2 separate regions of the Homo sapiens genome follow, and region 1 is linked to region 2. Evidence: chromatin loops called from intact Hi-C (ENCODE). Cell type or tissue: Calu3. All regions are shown on one strand.

The links. A loop is a pair of places that touch in the nucleus more often than their neighbours do. Peaks named below come from ENCODE experiments on the same cell type or tissue, not always from the same donor. Only the 100,000 strongest peaks of a DNase experiment are listed, where the experiment ranks them.
Region 1: a loop joins it to region 2, with 3.0 times the contacts of the local background. A loop is called at or near these places in 4 of 110 quality-filtered maps.

The regions. Positions count from the first base shown.
Region 1 is chr4:27,097,701-27,105,700 of GRCh38, forward strand. No RefSeq gene overlaps it. Among named protein-coding and RNA genes, the nearest start is that of LINC02261, 120 kb to the right of the region's middle. RefSeq lists an enhancer at 3,842-4,342. In Calu3, no CTCF peak of the experiment used is centred here; DNase peaks (open chromatin) are centred at 3,211 and 3,571.
Region 2 is chr4:27,043,691-27,051,690 of GRCh38, forward strand. No RefSeq gene overlaps it. Among named protein-coding and RNA genes, the nearest start is that of LINC02261, 170 kb to the right of the region's middle. In Calu3, a CTCF peak has its summit at 4,769; no DNase peak of the experiment used is centred here.

The DNA of each region.
Region 1 (8,000 bases), 54 kb after region 2:
CCTCACAGCACTCAGAAGGAGGCAACCCTGCCAACATCTTGATCTTGGACTTGCAGCTTCCAGACTGTCAAATAATAAATTTCTGTGATTTTCAGCACCTGGTGTGTGGTACTTTGTTACAACAGCCCTAGAAAACGAATGCAGGAGAGTATTTAACCTTAGCCTTCACCCTATAAGGATGTGAGCAATGATTAAATGAGAAGATGTACAGGAAAGCCCCTTGCATGCAAGGCTTGCCATCTGGTAGGTGTTTATCAAATGTTAATGATTGTAAGGAAGGAACAAAGGAGAGAGGAAGGAGAGGATGGAGGAATGAGGAAGGAAACTCTTGATACGAAGCACCTGTTAGGTGCTGGAAACTTTATATATTGATCTTTAATTCTCAGTAACAACCATATTGTTGCTGAGAGACTGGGGCCCCTCAGAGGGACAGCCATTTGCAGAAGGTCATGGAGCTAGGAAGTGACATTAAACTGGGCCCATCTGACTCCAAAACCTGTGCTGTTTCCACACTGCTATGCTTGTTGTTAGGGCCAAGTATTATTTATCCTGCCATGATAAACCACATTCATTCATTCATTCATTCACTCATTCATTCACTTCCTCATCATTCAAGAGAGAAAAGGGGAAGGAGGCAGGTCCATTTCAATGAGCTGATGGCAGACTTGATTCCAAGAAGTCATGGTTTGACTTTCTAGAACAGCTGACATTAATTGTCCACAAGATTGTTTGCTGCTGGATGCCAGCGTGAGGCTGTCTAGGGAAAGCAGATCCCAGAAGCCAAACCAGGAGGACTTGGAGCAAAAAACGGGGCAAATCACGTTACTTTAGTTTCTTCCCTAAATAAATATGTCCACACTCTGTTTTAAAGGGCATTCACGGACGACTCAAAACCAGGTTTATTCCAGGCAGAATCCCTTCAGACCCCAAATCTGTCTTGGTTATTGGCCCATTCCTCATTTGGTATTTCCCCTCTTTGGGCCAGCCCCATCCTCATCCTTGTCATTCTTGCCTCTCCACATCCCCCTACTCCCATCCCATCCTGTCCCATCCTGTCCATCCCATCCCATCCCACCCCAGTTAAGTGAGACATTCACCTGGAGTTTGTCTCAGTTTCTGAAGTTATAGAGGTGAGCTAAAGAGGGAGCCCTGGAAGGCCCCAGGTTGTTGCAATACCATGGGATGTGCAAGTAGGCACTGGATGGGGTTATCCAGGAGGGCTTCCTAGAGGAGGGGATGACAAGCAATGGTATTGGAGAATGCAACAGGACAACCTTCCAGGCTCAGGGAACAGCATGCGCAAAGGCCTGATGCCCAAAATAGCAAGGCAAGTGCAGACAACTGGAAACAATTAGGAATTGGGCATAAAACGTAAGAGAAGGGAGTGAGAGAAGGCTGGAGGGTTAGCAAATTCCGGGTCACTAAGTGACCCTGGCATTTCAGAGCCGCCCTCCAAGGCACCCATTCTGCTCACCATTTCCAGAAGCCCCTCTCTGCTGTGCTTCCTGCAGCCCTCGACTCTCCTCCGCTTAACTTTCTGGGATCTAAAGGGGGCTCCTCTCTTCTCTCTGCTTTTACCAAATCATGCATTCCTTCACAGTGCAGTCATTCAGCTCATTGCTATGGAGTGTCTAGTCTCTACTAGGTCCTGCTCCAGCTCCTGGGTCCCAGTGGGGAAGAGTCATGGCACCAGTGGAGAGTGGTTTATGTGCTTCTTAGCTAAGGCATTTTAGAAATAAACAACAATTTAGTGGCAGGCTGGAGGGGAACTATTTGGGGATAGTCAGCCCCCCTCCTTGGAGCAGACTATGATGCGACGTGGCTGTCTGGGCACACAGCTGTTTGAGCCTCCTCCCTGTTCCCAACCTCTCTGGGCGTTCAACTTCTCTCATCTCAGTTCTTCTGTTGCCTTGGTAAGGCTCTTGGAGACACCTTTCTCGTGGCTGACACTGCCTGGAAACTTCAGGAGGACAGATACGTCCTGAGCACATCCTGCCTGGTTGGGCTTTATTGGTAACCTCAGTGTGGCCCTAATGGGAGGCCTCTTTGGGGCCAGTTCTGAATATCTTCGTGTTCACCGTGATCTCATTGGTGCCACTGAGCTCAGGCATTTCTCTTTTTTTATTCCTGAGCTTCCCCACATGTATCCCTGGGTGCATTCGTGTTGTAGGACTTCCATAACACACTGCTGCAAGCTGGGTGGCTTATAGCGACAGACATGTATTGTCTTACAGTTTTACAGGACTAAAGTCTGAAATCTAGATGTTGGCAGAGCCATCATTTCTCTGAAGTCTCTAGGGGAGAATCCTTCCTTGGCTCTTCTAGCTTCTTGTGGTTGCAGGCAGTCCTTGGCATTTGTTGGTTGTGGCAGCGTCCCTCCAGTCTCTGCTGCCGTCTTCACACGGTCTTTCCCCCTGTATGTCTGTGTGTCTCCCATTCCCTCTCCTTGCAAGGATACCAGTCATTGGATTTAAGGCCCATTCTAAGCCAGGAGGGGTTTATCTTAATTTGATTACATCTCTAAAGACCCTGTTTCCAAATAAGGTCACATTCACAAGTACCAGGGATTCAGACTTCAGCACATATTTTGGGGAATACGATTGACTCCACAATACTGGATGTGAGAAGCAAAGCTTTTCCTTTGGAGCATGTTAAGCCTGACTTCCACTTATCATATAAGAAGCAGGGCCCCAAGTTTCTCCCAGCACTTCTAAAGCTAGAAGGCTTGTTCTGTCAGGGAGAGCTTGGTCCATGACATCAGGTAGACAGTCAGTGGGTGCTGAAGTCTAGACAGAAATGAAAATGGATCTGCTGAATTCCAGAATGTGGAGAAAGACACAGAGAGAAAGAGAGAGAGACAGAGAGACAGAGAGAGAGAGACAGAGAGACAGAGAGAGACAGACAGAGATACAGAGAGAGAGAGAGAGACAGAGAGAGACAGAGAGAGAGAGAGACTGTCTCTAGCTATTGTTCCCACTCCTTTTTTGCAGATCCTTGCTACAGTTTGCTGGTGAGTGGGGTGGGGCACCTGATGCTGGGTTTAACGATCTATTCCCATTCCTGAGTGTTTAGCTCTGTTCTGTGTAACAGTCCGTTCTTATTTTACCATTTAGTTCCCAGTGGCTCCTCAAGGTGTAAGGTAACACGGTAAGGCTTGGTCAGCAGGTCTAGGTGTGGCAGCCTGTTTCCCAACTGCAGATCAGCTTAGGGGAAGCAGAAATTTCTCTGCACTGAGTCAGGACCAAAAGCAGAACATCACAGCTACCAAGTGCAGCCGATCAGACGTGCCTAGGAAAGCGATGATGCCCATCGATTGGTGTGAACTTTCTAGAAACGTCTAGGAAACAGGTGGGGTTGCGTCTGTGGTCTGAAGCGAAATATTTGTGCTCCTCTGAGTCAGGTGTTTATCAGATCTTTTCCATAAAACAAACCTTGTTTGTTTTGAAGCAGTTATCTTTTGAGTGCCTTTCTCTAAACAGATTTCTAGTCATTACGTATTCAGTTGAGAACGGCAATTTCTCTTACCATTTCTCCTGAGCACGGCAGGCCAGTCGTATGTGGAGGGGGGGCATGCAAGTCTGACTCGCCCTTACATCAGTAGCAGCGGCTGATGGGTGAGGAAACGAGCACGTTTTCTCTTAGGGAAACAGTGTTTTAATGTGGCTCCAGTAGGCACTGTCCAGAACTCTCTTTTCCCACCCAGGCTGGCGTGTTCTCCACCAGAGCACTTAGGAGACGTGCTGAGATGTTAAGTACTGAGGGGTGAGGGATGTTTTTGTTGCTGTGCTCGGCAAAGCCGACTGCTTTTTACAAACACATTAAACATTAATATCTACAGAATGGGCAGTTTTATAGTGCACAAGCAAGAGTTTCTTGGACACGGATTTATTTATTTTTTATTAATGTAACCTTAGTATGCCGCATATTTCTTGCAGAGCTCCAGATCTCAAAGGCCTTCGCTGGACCCAGTGAATACTTTATGATTCCATTTAAGACCAAGGGAACCAATAAACTCACCCCAATTTACATTTCAGTGGAGTCTCATAAGTAATGCATGCCTGCATACTGCTGGCCCTCAACTGTCTCCCGGACTGCCTTTAATACCTCATCACACGCGTGACCTTTTCAGGAGGCTGAGAACAGAGGAGTGTTCTCTTCAAACTGTTTTCTTTTTCTTGCCTCAACACGTGAAACCTCTGTCTGTGGCCATGAATAGATAATCCTAAGGAGCTGGTGGCTGGGAGGTCTTGTGCCCTCTTCCCTCTCTCGCCCTTCCTGAGCCCCTCAGGCCCATGGTTTCAGACACCACCTCTAAGCCCTGCCTTTGAGAAGCGTACCTGCAGCCCTGAGCCAGCAGGCCAGCTCTAGGCCTGAATTCCCACTGCTTTTATTCTAGAGGGTTGTACAGTTTTTGTTTCAAAACTAATTTTTCTCTAACAGAATCCCTAAGCCACTCCCCAGGATGATTTCTTGGTTTCTGTCTCATGGCGACTGTGCTCCATCAGTGGGCATGGGAAGCTCAGGGCTGTCCTGCACAGTGCCTCTTCGACTCATCCTTCCCCACTCCTGGACCTGGGAGCTGCTCACACTTGGCAATCCTTCCAGCATACCTCCTCCCCGGCAGCCAGTGCTGTCTTTAAATGGAGTGAAGTGGATCATACTACTCCCCTGCCCAGAATCTTCCAGTGGTTCCCAATCCTCTAACTTCTGCCCAGGTTTCCAGTCTATTGGCCTGACCTGTGAATTTCAGACTTGCCAGCTCCCACAATTGTATGTGCCAACTCCTTAAAATATAACTCTTTATATCTACATATACATGCACACACACATGCATACACATATGCCTGCATATACATATACATATGTATATAGGCTTATATATGTACTGTACATGTGTATCTACATAGATCTGTGCATATATGTATGTGTGTATCATATCTATCAATCTATCAGTCTATCTGTCTATCTATTTATCTATCTAATTTCCTATTGGTTCTGTTTTTCTGGAGAATCCTGACTGATATGGAATTTGGAGTCCCCTTTACTAACCATCTGGTATACATACCATTCTCTCACATTGTTGTCTGTGACATCTACAAATTATTTAGCACGCCTCCTATAAAAAGGTGGAATCCAATTTTCCACTTCTTGAATATGGACTGGCTTTAGTGACTCACCTCTAGGAAGAGAATGCAATGGAAGTGGTGCTGGAGGACCCCTGAGTCTAGATTAGAAGATGCAAGGTAGTGCCAGCCTGCCACTCATGCCCCCTTTCTGTCCCTGTCTCTCATCTATCTTAGGATGTTTGCGCTTGGGATTTACCCACCATATTGTGAGGAAGCCTATACTACATGGAGAGGCCATGTGATGTTCCAGCCAACAGTACCGTGTCAGATGCCAGCTGCCAGCCAGCATCAACTCCAGACAGGTGAGAGAAAAAGGCTCCAGATGGTTCCAGCCTCTAACCTCAGAGCTGCTCCAGAGATGCTGAGTAGAGCTGAGATGGGCTGTCCCCACTCAGCCCCGCCCAACCTGCAGAATCGAGACAAAAAACAAAGGATGATGATTATTAAAACCCACTCTTTGGTGGTTGATATTTATATAATAATAGATAGCAGGAACATTCTCTCTCCTTTTATACTGCTAGCTTTTTAAAAAATTTTCATATCACTATTTGGAATTATGCATCAGCTTGTTTATTATCTGTCTTTTCCATTAAATATAAGTTCCACGAGGGAAGAAATTTTTTCTATCCTATCTATTATTTTACCCTAGTGCCTATAAGAGCACTTGGCACATCGAAGGCACCCAGTAAATATTTCTCAATGAGTAATCCTCCTGAATCTACTGAATTATACTTTCTTATTTTCTTTCTTCCCTGTCTTCCTTTCTTCCTGCTCTACCTCAATCTTTCTTTTTCTTTCAACTTCCTTTAGTTCTTTCTTTCTTATTATTTCCCTTGCTTGTTCCTTCAAAAAATTTTAATACTTTTTAATCACTTAAGTTTCACATAAATACATTTTTATTGTAAATAATTAAAATACTTCAGGTAAAATCAAATCCTTCTTGGCCAGGTGTGGTGGCTCACGCCTGTGATCCCAGCACTTTGGGAGGCCGAGGCAGGCAGATCACCTGAGGTCTGGAATTTGAGACTAGGCTGGCTAACATGGTGAAACCCTGTTTCTACTAAAAATACAAAAAATTAGCTGGGCGTGGTGGTGCACACCTGTAATCCCAGGTACTCAGGAGGCTGAGGCAAGAGAATTGCTTGAACTGGGGAGTCAGAGGTTGCAGTGAGCCAAGATCATGCCTTGCACTCCAGCTTGGGCAACAAGAGTGAAACTCCGTCTCAAAAAAAAAAAAATCAAATCCTTCTTTACTCACAATGCACCCCCAAGCCTGGCCCTCCTTTCCCTTCACCTCATTTCTTCCTCACTTTGCCTCCGTGGTCCAGATTGATCTGGAAGAGATGAGTCCCTTCTGACCTCACTACCACTACTGCAGCCTCCTAGCCTACCCCTCTGCTGCTGGAGCCTCCTTCTTCTGACACTTCCTTCATCTTGCCAGATTAATTGTCCCCAACCTCTACTTTGAGGGAAACATGCCCCTAAAACTCTCCAAGGCTCTCTATTACCTAGAGATCAGGGTGCAAACTCTATAACCTGGAGTTCAGACTTCCATGATCTATCTGAGCTGTTTCTAGGCTTTCGGTTCTTCTCCTCTTCCTTTGTGAATCATCGGTTCTAGCTACAAGGGTTTCCCCCCACCTCAGGGCGGCTCTGGTTTTCCCATGGCTACCTTTTTGCAGAGACTTGAAGAGTAGAGTCTGCATGTTTTCAACACTTTGCCAATTTAATCCACCTTTTCAGATGCTATCTGTTTGCCAAGTCCTCTGGGGATGGTCCCTGCCTCTTCTTGGAAGAGACCTCTCTTCTGTGGGCTTTAACTGCTCACTGCCTTCTCTCTGCTGTTGTCTTTTGTGGGTGCACCTTGGCTTTCTGTGTGTCCATTATCCTTCGTGGGAATTCAGGCTCGTTTGAGAATAAGGACCGTACTGTGTCTGTTTCATGTGCTTAGAGAGCAAGGACAATGAAGAGGCTTCTAGAAGGTTCTGCCATTGCTTCTATGGTTTCACACAGCTGCCCTAGAGAAAGCACATATTTGATGCCATCAGGGCTCATGTATTTGTTTCCTGGAAGTTGTCACAGTGGCCAGGTGGATCATAAGAGTTAGCAGATCAGTAGGTTTCTTCAATAAATTCAACAAATATTTATGGAGCACCTGCTATGTGGCAGGCACTGTACTTTGGAGAGGGCTAGGGATGGCATAGCGAACAAAGCAGACACCTAGCTCTTGTCCTCCTTGCATTTATAGTCTAGTAGGAGAGACAGGTAGATAACTTCCAAGTAAACCATCATAACTCAACATGGTCAAGGTGATGTTTGAGATGAGCCAGGAGACTCTGATCACATAAAAGGAACATGGACTTAGCTTTGGGGAGATAGGGAAAGCTTCCCTAGAAAAAGGATCCTTAAAGATGAGATCTGGGCAGGACGCAGTGGCTTGTGCCTCTAATCCCAGCACTTTGGGAGGCCGTGGTGAGTGGTTCACTTAAGATCAGGAGTTCGAGACCAGCCTGGCCAACACGGTGAAACCCCGTCTCTACTAGAAATACAAAAATTAGTCAGGCATGGTTGCACACACATGTAATCCCAGCTATTCAGGAAGTTGAGGCAAGAGAATTGCTTGAACCCAGAGTGCAGAGGTTGCAGTGAGCGGAGATCATGCTTCCAGCCTGGATGACAGAGCAAGACTCTGTCTCACAAAAAAAAAAAAAAAAAAGAAGAAGTTGAATCTCTAAATAGACCAATAACAGGCTCTGAAATTGAGGCAATAATTAATAGTCTACCAACCAAAAAAAGTCCAGGACCAGATGGATTCACAGCTGAATTCTACCAGACGTACAAAGAGGAGCTGATACCATTCCTTCTGAAATTATT
Region 2 (8,000 bases):
ACGTGAGACCATATTCCTTGAGAGAAGTGAACCACACAGTCACTGCAGCTTTCTGTCTGGTGCAGTTTATGGACTTTAGTGCAGGTAAGGAGGATATGGGTTTCTTACGGGTCCTTCACTCAGGGCTAGGAGGCAGATACACCGAGTGAGGCTTCATGAGGCTTAGCAGAGAGTGGCTTTTGATTGGCTAGGGGTTGTATGGTACTGTGAGACATTGGAGTTTTGGACAAACCAGATGGAATGTTTTCAGTGAATGCTTCAAACCTCATAAAGGCCACGTGCTAGGAGTAGGATCATGTTCTAGGGCACAGGTCAGAAAACTGTGGCCAAATCTGGCTTCTGGGCTTGATTTGTGCACCCCACAATCCAAGAATAATTCTGCATTTTAGAAGCAGCAGCATCAGGAGAAGGTGAAGGAAGAGGAGGAGTGGGGAAAGGAGAGGAAGAAGGAAAATGAGACAGAGACCATATTTGACTCACAAAGGCCAAAATATTTACTACCTGGTCCTATGCACACAATATTTGCCAACTCCTGCAATAATGTCCTGGACTAGGAATAAATGTAAAACAGAACCACCCTGAAAAAGGAATAAAACCAAGCCAGAGTAGGGGAACTTGGCACCAACTGACTGCTTTGCAGAACAAAACTAACATTCTTTAAAGAAGACAACATAATCTAGACTCTTCATAATGTATCACACCTAATGCCCAGCATACAATAAAAAATTTCTAGACATATAAGAAGTTAGAATTATGTTACTCATGATCAAGGGAACAAAACCCAGTTAATGGGAATAGAGTTTTATATGTTGTAAAGACTAAACTGAACTATAGAGTTCAGATGTTGTAAAGACTAAAATTTTAAGATTGCCATTACAAATATGTTCAGAGGTAAAAAGGAAAACATGGCCACAATAAGTGAACAGGTGGAAAACCTCAAATGGAAAACCTCAATAGAGCAATGAGCCTTATAAAAAGAAACAAATGAAAATTCTATAACCGAAAGGTATGCTGTTAGAAATGAAGACTTTACTGGAGGGGTTTGACAGCAGATTGGAGACTTCACAAGAAAAGGTACAGTGAACTTGAAGAGAAATCAATAAAAATTATCCCATCTGAAGAAGAAAGAGAAAAAAGTGGAAAGATGAAAACAATGAACAGAGACTTAGTGATCATGTGAGATTATTAAGTTGTCTAACATCCACATAATTGGGATTCAAGAAAAGGAGAAGGGAGGGAATGGGCAGAAAAAATATTTGAGAAAATAATACCTGAAAATTCCCAAAATTGGGTAGTAAAAAATTAATATTCATCCAAGACGCTCAGTAAATCCCAAACAAGATAAGTACAAAGAGAACTCCACTTAGAAAATCTTAAAAGAAGCCAAAGAAAAAAAGACCCAACACAGGAGAACAAAGATGCATATGACAAATGCCTTCTACTGGGAAGTAATGAGGGCCAGAAGACATATAAGAACTTCTTAAACTCATTGAAAGAAGAAGGAAAACTGTCAGCAAAGACAGGTGTTTTCATGCTAACTTTATCCAGCATGAATATCCTTCAAAAATTAGAATAAAATAGATTTTCAGATCCATTTTTAAAAAGCTGAAAAGATATGTTGCCAGCAGATCTACACTATGAGAAATGCTAACGGAAGTTCTTTAGCCTCCAAATAAATGACATTAGATGAAAACTCAGACCTACGGAAGTAAAGCAAAGACCAGAAATTTTAAATACATGGATAAATATAAAAAATACTGTTTTGTTCTCAATTTCTTTTTTTCTTTATCTTTTTAAAAATTGAGATCAATTGGAAGATGAAAAGTTATTTTATCCAGGGTCTTGTTATGTTGGCCAGGCTGGTCTTGAACTTCTGGCCTCAAGTGATCCTCCTGCCTTGGCCTCCCAAAGTGCTGGGATTAAAGGAATGAGCCACTGTGTCCAACCTTACTTCTCAACTTCTTTAAGAAACATGTAACACTTTGAAGCAAAGGTAATATTGCATTTCGAAATTTACAATATATGTTGAACAAAATATGACAATAGCTCAGGGGACAAAAATGAAACTATACTCTTGAAAGCACCTTGCACTTCACATGAAGTGGAATATTACTCTGTAGTGTGTAATAAGGTAAGGGTGAATGTTCTACTCACTAGAGTAGCTGCTATAAAAAATAAGACATAGCTAAAACCTCAATGGAAGACACAGAATATTAAAAATCTGGTTAATTCAAAAGAAAACAAGCAAGGAGAGATGGAGGAACAAGAACAAACAAAAAAGAATGGAAAGGCTGTGCGCGGTGGCTCATGTCTGTAATCCCAGCACTTTGGGAGGCTGGGAGTTCGAGACCAGCCTGGCCAACATGGTGAAACCCTGCCTCTACTAAAAATACAAAAACTAGCCAGGTGTGGTGGCACGTGCCTGTAATCCCAGCGACTTCGGAAGCTAAGGCAGGAGAATTGCTTAAACCTGGGGGGCGGAGGTTGCAGTGAGCTGAGATTACGCCACTGCACTCCAGCCTGGGTGACCGAACAAGACTCCATCTCAGAAAAAAGAAAAAAAAAAACAACTGGAAAAACACAAAACAAATAGCAAGATAATACAATTAAACCCAGTCATATTAATAATTACTTAAAGTGAACTGCCTAAACTCTTTATTCAAGAGGCAGAGAACTTCTGACCGAATAAAAATGTAAGACCCACAGTGTGTTGCCCATAAATGATGAAATGTAAGTATAAATACACATGTCAAAAAGGAGGGGGAAATTATGTATTACAAAATAGTAGGCATAAGAAAGCTGGTATGCTTATATCAATTTCACACAAAGTAGCCTTCAAGACAAAGATTGTTACTACATATAAAGAGGGACATTTCATATTGAGGAAAGGGTTAATTTACCAACAAAGCACACACATCCTAAATATGTTTATATAAGAAGTACATGATAACAGAGCTTCAAAATGCATGAAACAAAAGCTCATGCAATTAAGGCAAGAACCAGACAAATCCACAATTGCAAGAGTACATTTCAACACTCCTTTTTCATACATTGAAACAATGGAACAAGGAAGAGAAGGGCGAGTTGGGAAGCTGCACCTGCCTCACCTCTCTGACTGCTCATGCCCGTGAACCTTTCCCTCCCGATCTCTCCCATACACGTATTTGAAATGTCCTTCCTTAATCTGTTTATCAGAAGTATGTGGAATCAGATACAAAAGTTGTGATACTCATGTCATGGTTTTCTTTGTTCTGTGACAGTTATAACCCCTCAATTATTTAACCAAGAGGGAAAACGAGCTGGAGCACCTCAGTGCAAATTAGCTGAGAGTGCAAATCAATGGCAACCTCTCAACTTGCTTGGCACTGTGTTCCCTACCTGCAAAAATTTATTTACTCAATAGAGGCACATACAGAGCCTGGCATCACTTTGTACACATTTTTTTCTCTAAGTCTCTTTTGGTTATTTGACATTGTGGCCACTATTAGTTATGATTTTTTTTCCTGGTTCAATGATGTGATTATTTGAAAACATCAGAACAACAGCCCCTGTCTTCTTTGGCAATTTCTGTCTTTGACTTTATTTTAGTGCTTTCTTCTCCTTTCTTTCTCTCCCATTGTGTCTTCCATTAACTGGTGATGAACTCCTGGGGGAGATTTCTCAGGTGTAACCAGGGTAGAGAAAGGACTGGCCTAACCTACTGATGAATCAGCGTGTGAGTGGGGAAACCACTTACTGCATTTGCAGATAGATGGTGCACAGGCCGGGCATGGTGGCTCACGCCTGTAATCCCAGCACTTTGGGAGGCCGAGGTGGGCGCATCACCTGAGGTCAGGAGTTCGAGACCAGCCTGGCCAATGTGATGAAACCCCGTCTCTACTAAAAATACAAAAATTAGCCAGGTGTGCTGGCACGCGCCTGTAATCCCAACTGCTCGGGAGATTGAGTCAGGAGAATCACTTGAACCTGGGAGGCAGAGGTTGCAGTGAGCCAAGATCGCACCCTTGGACTCCAGCCTGGGTGACAAGAGTGAAACTCCATCTCAAAATAAATAACTAAATAAGTAATAATAATAATAATAATAATAATAATAATAATAATAATAAAAGACGGTGCACGGTTTCATTAAGCCTTACACTGCACAGCTGTATAAATTACAGAGGGCAGGACAGCTAAATCCAATGCTGTGTTCGAATCTTGTCTAGACTGGCATTTCAGTGTGGCACATAAGCACTTGACACATTTCTAAGCTGGTAACAGCCCCCTGGGTTCTCTCTTCCTTTCTCATTTGGTCAGTATTCACTGGCAATATTTTTTCTTCTATCCCAAAGATCACAAACTGGCTGTCACAAACTGGCTGTCTTTGAGCCAAAGCTGGTCCTCAGACATGTTTTATTCAGACCGCACAGCTAAATTTTTTAGAAGTTGCCAAATTAAAATATCTGGAGATTTCACACACATGTACACATTTTCAGCTTTCCTTAAACAAACAAACAACCAAAAACACGCAAAAAAAGGAAGGGCAATACTAAGACTGGGCTGCACATGCATTCAGGCTCTTGGCGGGCCTCGTGGAGATCTGAGTTTGCCCCTCTTTTTCTGGTTAACATGCCCCTCCTCAACGTCTCCGACGCCTCAGAGTTCAGGGATGTGAAGAAAAATTTTGAGATCTCTCATCTAAAGATTGCATTATTTGGAACTGTGAGTCTCCCTTCCCCATCGTTATCACATATACCAGCCAGCAAACCCTTTTATTACGCTGCTGATTTTACAACTGGGAAGACGGCAATCAGAAAAATAAAAAAGGGCTGTGGTTTCTCCCAGTTTCCTCTAGATGGCAGTATTGTATTGGTATTATTTCCAATACTCCCGATCCCAGCTGCTTTCAAAATGTTAATTATATAATTTTTCAGTGGGAATAATCTTTGTTTCTAAATTTATTACAGTATTTTTTCAATAATGTCAAATTTATCAGTAAGCAGGTAGAGTCCACAAAGCTGCAGTTTTAAGAGAACAGAACGACCGACTTTTTACCCCTCCTTGGAACTTCCCGAGTTAATGAGTAGAAACAGAACATATTGCAACGTATAATTGTCACGATTATGCGGGCTGTTCATTTAGCGTTTTCGTGTGCACATGCATTCAGCTGCCACATCTGCAGTGCACGTTGGAAAAATAGCCCCTTCTCTGTGCAGTTGGAAACATCGACTGTTTCTCATTTGGAGCAATTTCTTTATTTTGTTTTGTGGATAATGAATGTTACCCACAAATATGGGAAGCAAGGAAGCAGAAACACAGTTTGTATTACGAGGAGGCTCTTAGAGATATCCACATACACAAGTAGACAAATGTGAGCTGCGTGTCGGCCTCATACAAAAACAAAGCAGGTACTGTGAAAGGGAAGTTGTGTGTGTTAATGAGATTAATGGTTTCAGAACAAATCCGTTTCAGAGCAGCTAATTAAATATTTCGTTTTGAGTTATTTGGTGTAATTTTCTTTGGTACTCGACAAATACTAAGTATTTAATTTTATCTTCCAGCACAACCCATTAATATTTCACTGGTTGAATTCTTTGCTGTGGTGCTTTGGGTTTTGAAACACCTTTTGAGTACTGGTTAATCCACTTGACAGCCGAAGGTGAACAGGGACTCTGCAGTTCTCTGTTATGAAAGCCTGGTCAATTTCATCTTGGCCCCATCTAAGTAGGAGTTAAGTTTTGTGTTTTTATCACCTTGGTTCCATCCTAAAACGTTAGAGTTGGAAAAGCTCCACAAGGACCTCTCCCAGCCAGGGTTCAAGTGTTACAGTTGCTGCATAAACTTGCTCAGGGATGGGAATGTTGTGGTTGGCATTGTGTCAACGTAAAGATGGCCCCACTGAGGGGTAGGGCTAACCGTTGGGCCATTTTTCCCCATGGTGAGCCCAGCTCAGCGCAGCGGTGGGAAATGCAGTCAGGGAGGGGAACAGGGCTGTTCACGCAGAGGTCTGTGGGAAATTCTGAGGAGCTGATGTCCTTCTCAGCACAGCCCTCCAGGCAGGTGCTATGATTTCCTCAGAAATGGCACATGAGAGGAAACCTCTCTGCCTCGACTTAACCCAGGTGCAAAGTCTGCCATGACCTGGCCCTTCTATTATGAGAAAGACAGCCTTACTTCTACTGAACCCTGACTCCTTGTAGGTAAGTGCACATGATAGCAATAATTTAAGTGTACCCTGAGAAGGACTCTGTATGGCAGATGCACCTGAATGTGAGTTCTGGGCTAGGGAATCCAGGAGTGGCGAACTCGGAGATTTGTTCCATGTCTATCAGGAACATCTGAGCCCCTGGCCCACGCCATGGAACACGGGGATTCAGGCCCTGAGTTTTGGGTTGAGTGAGGATTGCCAGGTGGAGGTTGTTAGGGAGAAGGTGTTAAGTAGAAATGCTACGTGAACTGCGGGCTTTTTGCAAGGAGCTGTGGTTTTCCTGCCTAGCCGCCACCACTTTACTGTAGGGAAGGCCGATATCTTGCCCAGCCCACGGCCACTGGGCCCTCTCCCCTGTATGTAAGCCTCCAGTAAAATCTCATGGGCTGGGTGCGGTGGCTCACGCATGTAATCCCAGCACTTTGGGAGGCAGAGGCAGGCAGATCACTTGAGGTCAGGAGTTCGAGACCAGCCTTGCTAACATGGTAAAACTCCATCTCTACAAAAATACAAAAATTAGCTGGGCATGGTGGTGCACGCTTGTAATCCCAGCTACTCAGGAGGCTGCAGCAGGAGAATTGCTTGAACCTAGGAGGTGGAGGCTTCAGTGAGCCGAGAGGGCACCACTTGCTCCAGCCTGGGCAACAGAGGGAGATTCTGTCTCAAAAAACCCCCCCAAAATCTCATGTTTTGTTTGCTGGCGCTGGGTCTCCTCTCCAGCCTCTTGAATCTGGTACCTTCCCCACTAGAGTCAATAGGGTTTCAGTGCGACACTCCTCTCTACCCCTAAGTTAAATGCCCTGAATCTTAGATGGTTTTCCCATTGTTCCACTATGGCCATACCCCACTTCCCACAGCCTATATGGACTCTGGCCTGTGGTTCCAGTTGGGCGACACTCATATTAGATGTCTAGAAAAATCTCATTAAGTAACCTTTGCTCTCAGTCATCTCCCCTGTTAGCAAGAGCAGCCCAACATGGAGAAGCAGCCCAATCTTGTCACAGAGTCTCCTCCCTCACCCCTGACCAGGGATCATGCTGACCCATCCACACTGTTCCTGGCCCTTCCAGACGCCCTTCTCACCTCCTCCCCACCACCCTCCCCCTTCTGCATCCTTCAGGACCCATGTCGAATCTGTGTGTCTCTCACCAAGCCTACCTGGACACACCTCTGTCTCCATGACAGAATTTCTCCTCCCACTCAGTGCCTCCAGTGCCCAGCTCCACCCCATTAGCAATCATTCCAAAGATTTCCCTGATAGGCATGGGGCCTGGTGATCTTTTTGTCCAGGTTTTCATAGGCCTCAGCTCCAGGTAAATGGATTCTGAATTCAAGCAAATAAATATCCACATTCTTCTCTTTTTTTTTTTTTTTTTTTGAGACACAGTCTCACTTTATTGCCCAGGCTGGTGTGCAGTGGCGGGATCTCAGCTCAGTGCAACCTCCGCCTCTTGGGTTCAAGTGATTCTTATGCCTCAGCCTCCCAAGTAGCTGGGACTATAGGCACGTGCCACCACGCCTGGCTGATTTTTGTATTTTTAGTAGAGATGGTGTTTCACCATGTTGGCTAGGGTGGTGGAGCATTTAAAATTCTGACAATCTTTCTAGTTACAAGAAAAATTTGAAGACAAGTCACCTTTTATACATAGCATGTATTTTCAACACTATAGCCTTTGGCTAATGAGAACTTGTTATGGGAAGCACCAGATCTTTATTTCCACCTGGGGACAATCTCCTCTCACCTCAGGTCTGGAGGCCCCATGTGAAATCAAGCTCTCTTGTCAAAGTGCTCGCTGTGTAATCGGCAGAATTT